Linked DNA regions of Homo sapiens: region 1 is linked to region 2. The links are chromatin loops, found by intact Hi-C in ENCODE. Cell type or tissue: dorsolateral prefrontal cortex. All regions are shown on one strand. Region 1 has its middle 6.3 kb from the start of SFMBT2. Region 2 overlaps PRKCQ (protein kinase C theta).

Region 1 (5,000 bases), 970 kb after region 2:
TACACTCTGTCTTTTATTTTTTCACCTTTTTTCCTTATCTTCTATCCCCAATTAAAGCACTTAATGGTTAATGTATTGGGAGTCCAGTGACCTCAGTCACTGCTTCATCGCTAATTATCTGTGTGACCTCTGTAAGTCCAGTGACCTCTCTGAGCCGTTCTTTCCTCTTGGGTAAAATGAGGGGATTGGACTAGGTGTTCTGTGAGGTCCTTTCAGACCTAAACAGTGCTAAGCAATCTACCCCACCTCAAAGCCATAAATTGCTTTATATGGTATTCTGCCAATTTGATATAGCAATCAAATTCTGAGGTCACAGAAGATAAAAAAGAATTAAGTAAAGGAATTTGTAGGGAAAGGGTATTAGGGCCTTCTTTGCCTCACTGCCCTTCAGTGAAGGTACCATTCAGGTCATATTTTTGCCTTCTTTTGATTATTATTGTGTTTTTGCATTTACTGTATGAGTTTTGTGTTGCCCATAAAAGTGTGGGGGCTCTGGTGAGTGTATCTATGACAGTCCTTCTGAGAAAAGCCTGGGGTTATTGAGATGGCTTGTGAAAATAACTAGAGTTCTCAGTGAGTGTAGTGATGTGTATTGGTTCAAAAAATATCACCACCTAAGAGAGCACCTTCTCATACATTTATAGAAATTTCAGAAACACACTATTGCGATTGACTCTTGTATAATTTGAAGGAATTTCAAGCTTCCTTGACAACAAGAGAAAAAAATAATAGGGTACAGGGCATATTTTTAAAAGTACATGAAGGCCGGGCGTGATGGCTCATACCTGTAATCTTAGCACTTTGGGAGGCCAAGGCAGGTGGATTGCCTGAGTTCAGGAGTTCGAGACCAGCCCAGGGAACACAGTGAAACCCCATCTCTACTAAAAATACAAAAAAAAAAAAAATTAGCCAGGTGTGGTGGCATGCTCCTGTAATCCCAGCTACTCGGGAGGCTGAGACAGGAGAATTGCTTGAACCCAGGAGGCAGAGGTTGCAGTGAGCCGAGATCGCGCCATTTTACTCCAGCCTGGGCCACAGAGCGAGACTCTGTCTCAAGAGAAAAAAAAAAAAAAAAAAAGGACATGAGGTCTGAACTCTCCTAGGACATTTATTGAAAGAGCCGACGTGGTTTGCTTGTGGATGTTCCAGTTTTGACTAATGGCTTCTTTCTCCACTGAGAAGAACATCATGACAAAATTCATTCCCAACTTCTGTGGCTGCTGGCTTGTACATCTGGATGCATGGTATCACGCCCTTCATTTGTGAATCTTACTGTGTATTAGGCATAATATTTTAGACTTTGTGGCCTCAGTTCCAGCCCTTTTGAGAGCTGCAGTCCAGAGAGATTAAATGACAGAGGCCTTTTAAAGGACAGAGTTACCGAGCAGGGACTGGCTCTCAGGCCCTTTTAAAGACAGCAAAAATGAGACAGAGGATTTATTTAGTATCTACTTTGCTCCAGACACTATTCCAGGTATTTTTTACATATATGATAACATTTCATAACTCCTAGTCTGTATTATGTGTAATATCCCTTTTAAATGGTTTGAAAATATGTTTTAAATGTATATTTCTTTACACATAAAGCTGAGTCCTCATCCACTGTCACTGTCATTGAAACACAGGTTGCATCTCGGTTTTTTCTTGTGGAACTTGAGTTGTCTGGAACCATTTACACTTTCTAATTTTACCCCTTTATGACTGAGGGTATCTATTGGCAAAAACACACACACCCCAACTGGGTGCAGTAGCTCACACCTGTAATCCCAGCCCTTTGGGAGATTGAGGCAGGAGGATCACTTGAGCCCAGGAGGTGGAGACCAGCCTGAACAACATATCCAGACCCTGTCTCTACAAAAAATAAAAATTAGCTGGGCATGGTGGCATGCACCTGTAGCCCCAACTCTTCGGGAGGCTGAGGCAAGAGGATTGCCTGAGCCCAGGCAGTAGAGACTGCAGTGAACTATGATCATGCCACTGCACTCCAGCCTGGGTGACAGAGCAAGATCATGCCTCAACAAACAACCATAAACACAGTGCAGGTCAGAGATGTGGGTCTGTGACCCTAGAGCAGTATTTCCTCTGTGAATGATAACTGGCCTGAATGAGGTTGAATTTGACACCATGTAAAAGCATCAAGAGTCCCATTGAATTTATACTGCAAAATAGACTAAACAAACTAAAACAAGCGACCAAAAATCCCACATGAAAAAGCACTTCCATGAATAAGCACAGTGGACAATTTGTTACATTCACCCACTACCTTAATAAGTGCCCGGCTATGGTATACAAGAGGAGAGATACCAGTATTAGGGAGCTGGACTATCTCAGCTTTCATGTAGCTTCAGCATCGCCATCCTATTTGTTTTCACTGTGTAAGCTGCTTTAGATGATCTTAGTACAGAATAAATCATTATTATCATGATCAAAGAAGTGATAGTTAGTAGATCTACAAAGACTTGATTTGCAGTGCCATCTACTGGAAACAGACATTGACTTGCTTTTAGATTTTTTAGATAGTTTTTTGTTGTTGTTTATTTTATTTTTTTAAATAAAGAACGTTGAAGAATACAGATATCAGTAGTAAGGGAAGAATTTGGTTCTTACTATATTTGATTATAGATGATGGCTTAGAAGCCCTAGCTACAAATAAGCTGAATTGTATTCTTATCAAATCATTCATCCTTTGAATGTTAGACATAAAGAGTACTTACATGTTTCTTTGAAAAGTAACATTGCTTCCTTTTCTTAAAATGAGTCACTTAAACCAGTTTTTAATATAGCACTATGGTTTTTTTCTTATCCCTTTAAAGATTGATTTTTTTTAACCCTTGTAAGTGCCTCTGAAATGGATATCGTTGCTGAATTCTTGAAGATTTTCATTTTAATTTCATACCTTGGGGATGGGGGAAACTCAAAAGATTTTTCAATCAATTTTTTGAAGAGAAACTTACATAAATTAGATATAGAGGAAGATTAATGAAAAATAAAAACCAATCTCTGCTTACATTTTTCTCATTCAACAAATATTTACTGAGGACCAGATGTGTGCCAGGCACTGTTGTAGGATCTGAAATACAGTGAACAAGACAGATGAAGCCCTGTTCCATGACACTTATAGTTCATCAAGGACAGATCAACACCAAAGAAATGAATATCTAATATGTCATGTGGATGTCAGTGCCATGGAAAAGAGTAAAAGCAGGGGGAGGTACAGGAAGTGACAATGACAAGTATGGTGTTGGGGGAGGATGACGTTTTTTATGAAAGTGGGTCAGGGAAGTGGCATTTGAACAGAGAGCTCCAGACAGCAGGAAAAGTAAGTACAAAGATCTTGATATTGTCTTGGCTCCATTGGAAAGAAAGAATAAATTATACAAAAGTTTGATGATATTTAACACCACAGGCATAAGCTATTAACTTGTAACTTCTAACTTAAGCAAGAAGTGCCAGTATTCCCAGATGGGAGAAAACACAGAGTGGTCAGTTCAAACACATACAGCAAATCCAAGCGTTCTCCAAGGGATCAAACCCAGTTTCCCTGAATTTAATTAGATTCTTAGGTTGAATGAGCCACAAAGGTCACCTGGTCTGCCATCTCTCTCATGCCCAACTCCCCTCTACATTATCTATATTAGTCTGTTTTCACACTGTTATAAAGACATACCCGAGACTGGGTAATTGATTTATAAAGGAAAGAGGCTTAATTGACTCACAGTTCCGCAGGGCTGGGGAGGCCTCAGGAAACTTACAATCACAGCCGAAGGGGAAGAGGCATGTCTTATATGGTGGCAATAGAGACAGAGCGAAAGAGAAAGAGAGAGCATGTGTGTGTGTGTGAAGCGAAGGAGGAGAGCCCCTCATAAAACCATCAGATCTGGTGAGATCTCACTATCACGAGAGCAGCATGGGAGAAACTGCTCCCATGATCCAATCACCTCCCACTGAGTCCCTCTCTCAATACATGGGGATTATGGGGATTGTAATTCAAGATGAGATTTGGGTGGGGACACAGCCAAACCTTATCATTATCCCTACAAATGACCATGCAGTCTGCTTGAACACCTCACTCTTCACTCCCTCCAGAGATAGCTCATTCCACCTTTGACTCCTCTTGGCAAATTCATCCTTACACTGAACTGAAGCCATTTCTCTGTTCTGTGGTGCTTGGGTGGCTTGCATGGCAATGGAGGAAGGCAAAAGTGTCACCCTCTTCCTATTCCTCACTAGACTGTGGCCTCTATGATCAGGAATCCCATGTAAACGTCCATGTAAAGCTGGCTCTGTAATGGACTTGAAATGAATCCATCCATCATCATTCATCACTCTGATCTCACCTACATAAAAACTCCTCAAGCACAGGATGGTTAGTGGAACTGTGTTTTCTCTATGTCTTTAAACCAATGGAAACAGAGCAGCTCACGCAACTGAAAGACCCCAATGTTTAAGTGCTCTTATTCACCTTTCATTCCTTTCTTGGTTTGCAGTTATGCCGAATCAGAAATCAATTCCTTAGGGATAGCACAAATGAAAAAATCTAGAAAATATACAAATGCATCTGAGCAAACAATAGAGTACACTTGCTAATGACACAATTCCTTAAGCTATGGAATTCATTACAACAGTTAACATTGATTGAGCACATACTCTGTGCCAAGCCCTCTTCCAAGAGCTTTATGTATCCTACCTCATTTAACCCCACAGCAAGCATGTTTAGTAGGCAGTGTCATTGTCCCCACTTTATAGACAAAGAAACTGAGGGAGGGGCTGAGAGTGATTAAGCCATCTGGTTGTGGATACCTGACTAGTAAGTGTTGGAGCCCAAACTTGAACTCAGCCAGTCTGACTCTAGAGCCTGGGCACGTTTTCCCTAAACTCCATTCCCACAGTTTATGATAGTAGAGATGCCAGAGACTAAAGATAATGTATGGGACGGAAGATTGAAGGAACATGGATCATTTAGCAACAGAAGAAAAGGCTAAAATGCAAAGGAGGGCCAG
Region 2 (5,000 bases):
AGCCTGGCCAACGTGGTGAAACCCTATCTCTACTAAAACTACAAAAATTAACCAGGTGTGGTGGTGGGTGCTTGTAATCCTAGCTACTCCGGAAGCTGAGGCAGGAGAATCGCTTGAACCTGGGAGGCAGTGGTTGCAGTGAGCCAAGATCATGCCAATGCACTCCAGCTTGGGCAACAAGAGAGAAACTCCATCTCAAAAACAAAAAAAACCCCAAAGCACTCAAATCTAGAAATGAAAGATCTCTAAGAGCTACCTACAGCTCGATAGCGGGGTCTGAGTCTATCTGTTAGGGAGGAGGATTTAAAGTCTGGAAGCCTACCTAACATTTTGAAAGATTCCTATCCTTTCACCAACCCACTCTTCTGGCAAAAAAGGCTTTGTATGTTGATCTTTCAATGAATTCCTTTTTGGACATTGGAAGGTAGAGGGCACGCGCCATTCTGCTCAGCGTCTGACATCCCAACAAACTGTGCCTAAGCTTCTCTGAGATGGTACATGGTAGGACCCATCCATGGATGAAAGAAATAAGGAAAATGTGCCGGTGGGTAAATTACCAACGGAAATAAAACCAGTATGTAGAGGAGACAGCTGCACTTGCTTGCTCATTGCAGCTTCATTCACAATAGCCAAGATATGGACTCTAAGTGTCCATCAGTGGATAAATGGATACAGAAACTGTGCTATATATACACAGGGGAGTATCAGCCCTGAAAAAGGAGAAAATCTCTACTTGCAACAACATGGATGAACCTGGAAAACATGATGTTGAGTGAAGCAAGCCAGGCACAGAAAAACAAATGCTGCAAGATCTCATTTATATGTGAAACGTAAACACGTTGAACTCATAGAAGCTGAGAGTGGCAGTCGCCAGGGTCTGGGCAGAGGGTAGGGAGGAGGGATAGGGAAGGCGTTGAAGAAAATGTGGTACCTCCACACAGAGGAATATTATTCAGCCTTCAAGGTGAAGGGAAACCTGTCACATGCTACGTGAGTGAACCTTGATAACATTATGCTAAGTGAAGTAAGCCAGGCAGGGAAAGACAAATACTGAATGATTCCACTTACATAAGGTACCTTAAGTATTAACAGAAGTTTTTGCCCTTACTTTCAGTGACAAAAACCGTAACTACTTCTGCACCAACCTAATAGTTAAATTCTAGAGACAGGAAGTGGAATAGTGGCTGCCAGGAGCTGTGGGGAGGGGGAATAGGGAGCTGGTATTTAATGGGGACAGAGTTTTGGTTTTTCAAGATGAAAACCTTCTGGAGATTGATTGCACAACTATACAATACACTTTATTTTATTTATCTATTTATTTTTGAAATGGAGTCTCGCTCTGTCACCCAGGCTGGAGTGCAGTGGCACAATCTCGGCTCACTGCAACCTCTGCCTCCTGGGTTCAAGTAATTCTCCTGCCTCAGCCTCCCGAGTAGCTGGGATTACAGGTGCATACCACCATGCCCAGATAATTTTTGTATTTTTGGTAGAGACAGGGTTTCACATGTTGATCAGGCTGGTCTTGATCTCCTGACCTCAAGTGATCCACCCACCTCGGCCTCCAAAGTGCTGGGATTAACCGCACCTGGCACTATTTTTAACATTACTGAACTGTACACAAAAATAGTTCAGATGGTAAATTTCATGTTACGTGTATTTTCCCACAATTAAAAACAAAACCCTAGGACATAATAGTGGCACATAAAATTTTTTTTAATGGAAAAGAGGGAAAAAAAATCTTCGTTAATTCATGACTGCTGCTCCAAGGATGAGTTGCGGGCAAGTTGCTTTATTAGCCAAAACAAAATGGAGAAGGAATAATAGGATTGAGGCACTAAACTTAAAAGCAAGACAGTCAGACTCTCTTGGGGATGAACATCTGTTCTACCTTGTAATGTGTTTGGGCTTAGCTGGGTGCATCTGTGAACAGACACACATAAATACACACACACACACACACGCACGCAGAAGGTATTTTTTTGTTGGCGCTACTCGTATGACATGGAATTTTTCTCTTCCTTCTCTAATGGGCCTTTGGAATGAATGGCAGAATTGCAGCACTGATGGCCTTGAAAAGAAAATGACACCACAATTCCAGCCATTCTCCCAGCCCTTTGGGAGGCTGAGGCGGGTGGATCACCCGAGGTCAGGAGTTTGAGACCAGCCTGGCCAACATGGCGAAACCCCGTCTCTACTAAAAACACAGAAATTAGCTGGGTGTGGTGGCGCACGCCTGTAATCCCAGCTACTCGGGAGGCTGAGGCAGGAGAATCGCTTGAACCCGGGAGGTGGAGGCTGTAGTGAGCCAAGATCGCGCCTCTGCACTCCAGCCTAGGTGACAGAGCAAGACTCTGTCAAAAAAAAAAAAAAAAAAAAAAAAAAAATTCCAGACATTCCAGTATTTTCTAGGAAAGCCAGATGTTTTGATGTCGGTGAGCTTTTTTAGATGGAGCAGACTGATGTGCACGGCAACCCCATCCCTGACCCTCCACCACCCCGGGGCCCACTCCTGGGAGACAGATCAGTGCTAAGTGAGGCCCAGGGGTGCTGTGAAGTCTCTCTAAGGCAGACTTGCTAAACAAACAGAAGAACAATATCAACAGCAGCACAAGAGTTTTTCTGGCCATGTAAAACGTCACAGGCTCTACTTCTGGCTTAATCCCTTATTGTGTAGTTTTGGGAGGACCCTTTCACCCTTCTTGTTTGTGAAAAACGGGAATCATATCTGGCCCGCTTCTTATAAGCTTCTTGTGAGATCCAGTGAAAAGTAGCAAAGTCAAGATGATTTGTCTTATGGGACAACTATAAATGTTATGATAAATATCTGCTTTGATGATGCACTTGTCCCCGTTTCTGAAAATAAAGTTGCAAACAGAATTTTGCAATGTTACTGATTTCCAATATAAAAATGCTACCCACTACTCTTACCTCGATATTTACATGCTAAAGTTTACTTTATAATTTAGAAAAAATAGGCTTTGCCTTAAGGAATCATCTGAAGGTAGACCCAGGGAGAATGATAAGGAAATATAAGATGCACCTAATACAATCTTTGCTCAATTTGCTGGGCCAGGGACACATGCAATTTCCGAGACTTGCCCACAAGGCGGCGTCAAAGCAACCAGAAACGTCTCTGAACCACATATCTTTGTAAACAACTTCGTTTTGGCAGGACAAACAAAAAGAAAATTTGGAAGGACAGGAGACAGCTGTGGTGCAAATTAAGGCTTCAAAGCTTGGCGATGTTGGTAAAAAATTTCAGTTTTACCTTAGGAGGAAGAAGTAAAACGCAAACTCACACGTGCAGCAGAGTGTTCGCCTCAGGAATACTGATATGTGTTAGGAGTTTTGCAGACGTTATGTCTTTTATTGATAAGAACCCCCCTGAGCTAGGCACAGTTATCCCTCTCCTATAGGGGGTGATGATTGGGCTTAGAAAGGCCAAAGGTCTTACTTAAAGTCTCCTAGTTAGTGAGCTGAGAGCAATGTTCTGAATCTGGTCTTTCAGGATTTTACCACGTGATGTTCCTTCCATAGCATAATGTGCCTCTTGGTTTTAAACCTCAAGCTGTCATGGTCACACTATGCTCAGTTTTTTTTTTTTTTTTTTTTTTTTGGAGACAGAGTCTCGCTTATGTTGGCCAGGCTGGAGTGCAGTGGCGCGATCTCAGCTCACTGCAACCTCCGCCTCCCAAGTTCAAGCGATTCTCCTACTTTAGCCTCCTGGGGAGCTGGGATTACAGGTGTGTGCCACCACATCCAGCTAATTTTTGTATTTTTAGTAGAGACGGGGTTTCACCATGTTGGCCAGGCTGGTCTCGAACTCCTGACCTCAGGTGATCCGCCTACCTCCGCCTCCCAAAGTCCTGGGATTATAGGCATGAGCCACCATGCCCGGCCCATGCCCAATTTTTAAAGAGACTGTGGTGGAGAAACACCAGCAAGGGTGGCCCCTTTCTCTCTCAGCCCCGGGACCTTGCCTCATTGTGATCTCTTCTTGTGTTCTGCTCTTTTTCAGTCCTTGCTTTGACCCAAAGAATCAGATGCACAGCTCAAAATGCACAAGGAAACCCGGGAAAGCAGCGAGAGAGGAACAGTGGTTTCACCGAACGACGCCAGAGCAAGCCTCATCTGTTCTCCTTCAGCCTCAGAAGCTGGGAAGTCAGGTCTGGACAGGCGGGGCTCTGCCACCATGATGTGCAACTGGGTGAGTGCTGCCCCAGCAGTCAGTGACCTCCTGGGGCCAATACCAGTGTGGTTTCCAGGGAAATCCGACTTTCTCCAGGGAGCTGCTTCCATGCATTGCAATCCCATCTGGATTTACTGAGTGTCTAGTGTGCCATAGAAAGTATGATGTTTCCGGCTGGGCGCAGTGGCTCACACCTGTAATCCCAGCACTTTGGGAGGCCAAGGCGGGCGGATCATGAGGTTAAGAGATCGAGACCATCCTGGCCAACATGGTGAAACCCTGTCTCTACTAAAAATACATAAATTAGCCGGGCATGGTGGCACGCGCCTGTAGTCCCAGCTACTCGGGAGGCTGAGGCAGGAGAATTGCCTGAACCTGGGAGGCGGAGGTTGCAGCGAGCCATGATTGTGCCACTGCACTCCAGCCTGGGCAACAGAGCAAGACTCCACCTCAAAAAAAAAAAAAAAAAGTACGATATTTCCCTGTTTAACTGCCTTCCTATTCTTTGTCAAAATGAGTTTGCACCTCCAAAGAGACATCAGCCTCTCTTTGCTCCTATTATAGGAACACAGGGGGAACAGTGGGGCTTTTGAGACGCACTTTAGCTCTCAGGAGGTGCAGCCTAGTGAGACGATCCCCAGTTGAGGGAGCACAGGTGTGTTTTTCATGTGTAGCTCCTGACTCTGCTACGAAATGCATGAGCTTCTGAGATTTGAGTTCTCCTCACAGGAACGATGGGTGCCTGCCAGATGGCCTCTGTCCCAGCAGTTGTGTGTTCCTGTGTTTTAATTCTCTGCCTCACCTAGTCGGC

The links. Hi-C counts contacts between places; a loop is a spot of excess contacts. Peaks named below come from ENCODE experiments on the same cell type or tissue, not always from the same donor. Only the 100,000 strongest peaks of a DNase experiment are listed, where the experiment ranks them.
Region 1: a loop joins it to region 2, with 3 times the contacts of the local background. A loop is called at or near these places in 2 of 110 quality-filtered maps.

The regions. Positions count from the first base shown.
Region 1 is chr10:7,414,790-7,419,789 of GRCh38, forward strand. No RefSeq gene overlaps it. Among named protein-coding and RNA genes, the nearest start is that of SFMBT2, 6.3 kb to the left of the region's middle. In dorsolateral prefrontal cortex, CTCF peaks have their summits at 2,478 (motif pointing left) and 2,678; no DNase peak of the experiment used is centred here; H3K27ac peaks cover 1,111 bases.
Region 2 is chr10:6,442,766-6,447,765 of GRCh38, forward strand. The region is part of intron 15 of PRKCQ (protein kinase C theta); the gene reads right to left. Among named protein-coding and RNA genes, the nearest start is that of LINC02656, 95 kb to the left of the region's middle. RefSeq lists an enhancer at 126-295. In dorsolateral prefrontal cortex, CTCF peaks have their summits at 3,118 (motif pointing right) and 3,319; a DNase peak (open chromatin) is centred at 3,096; H3K4me3 peaks cover 574 bases; H3K27ac peaks cover 1,057 bases.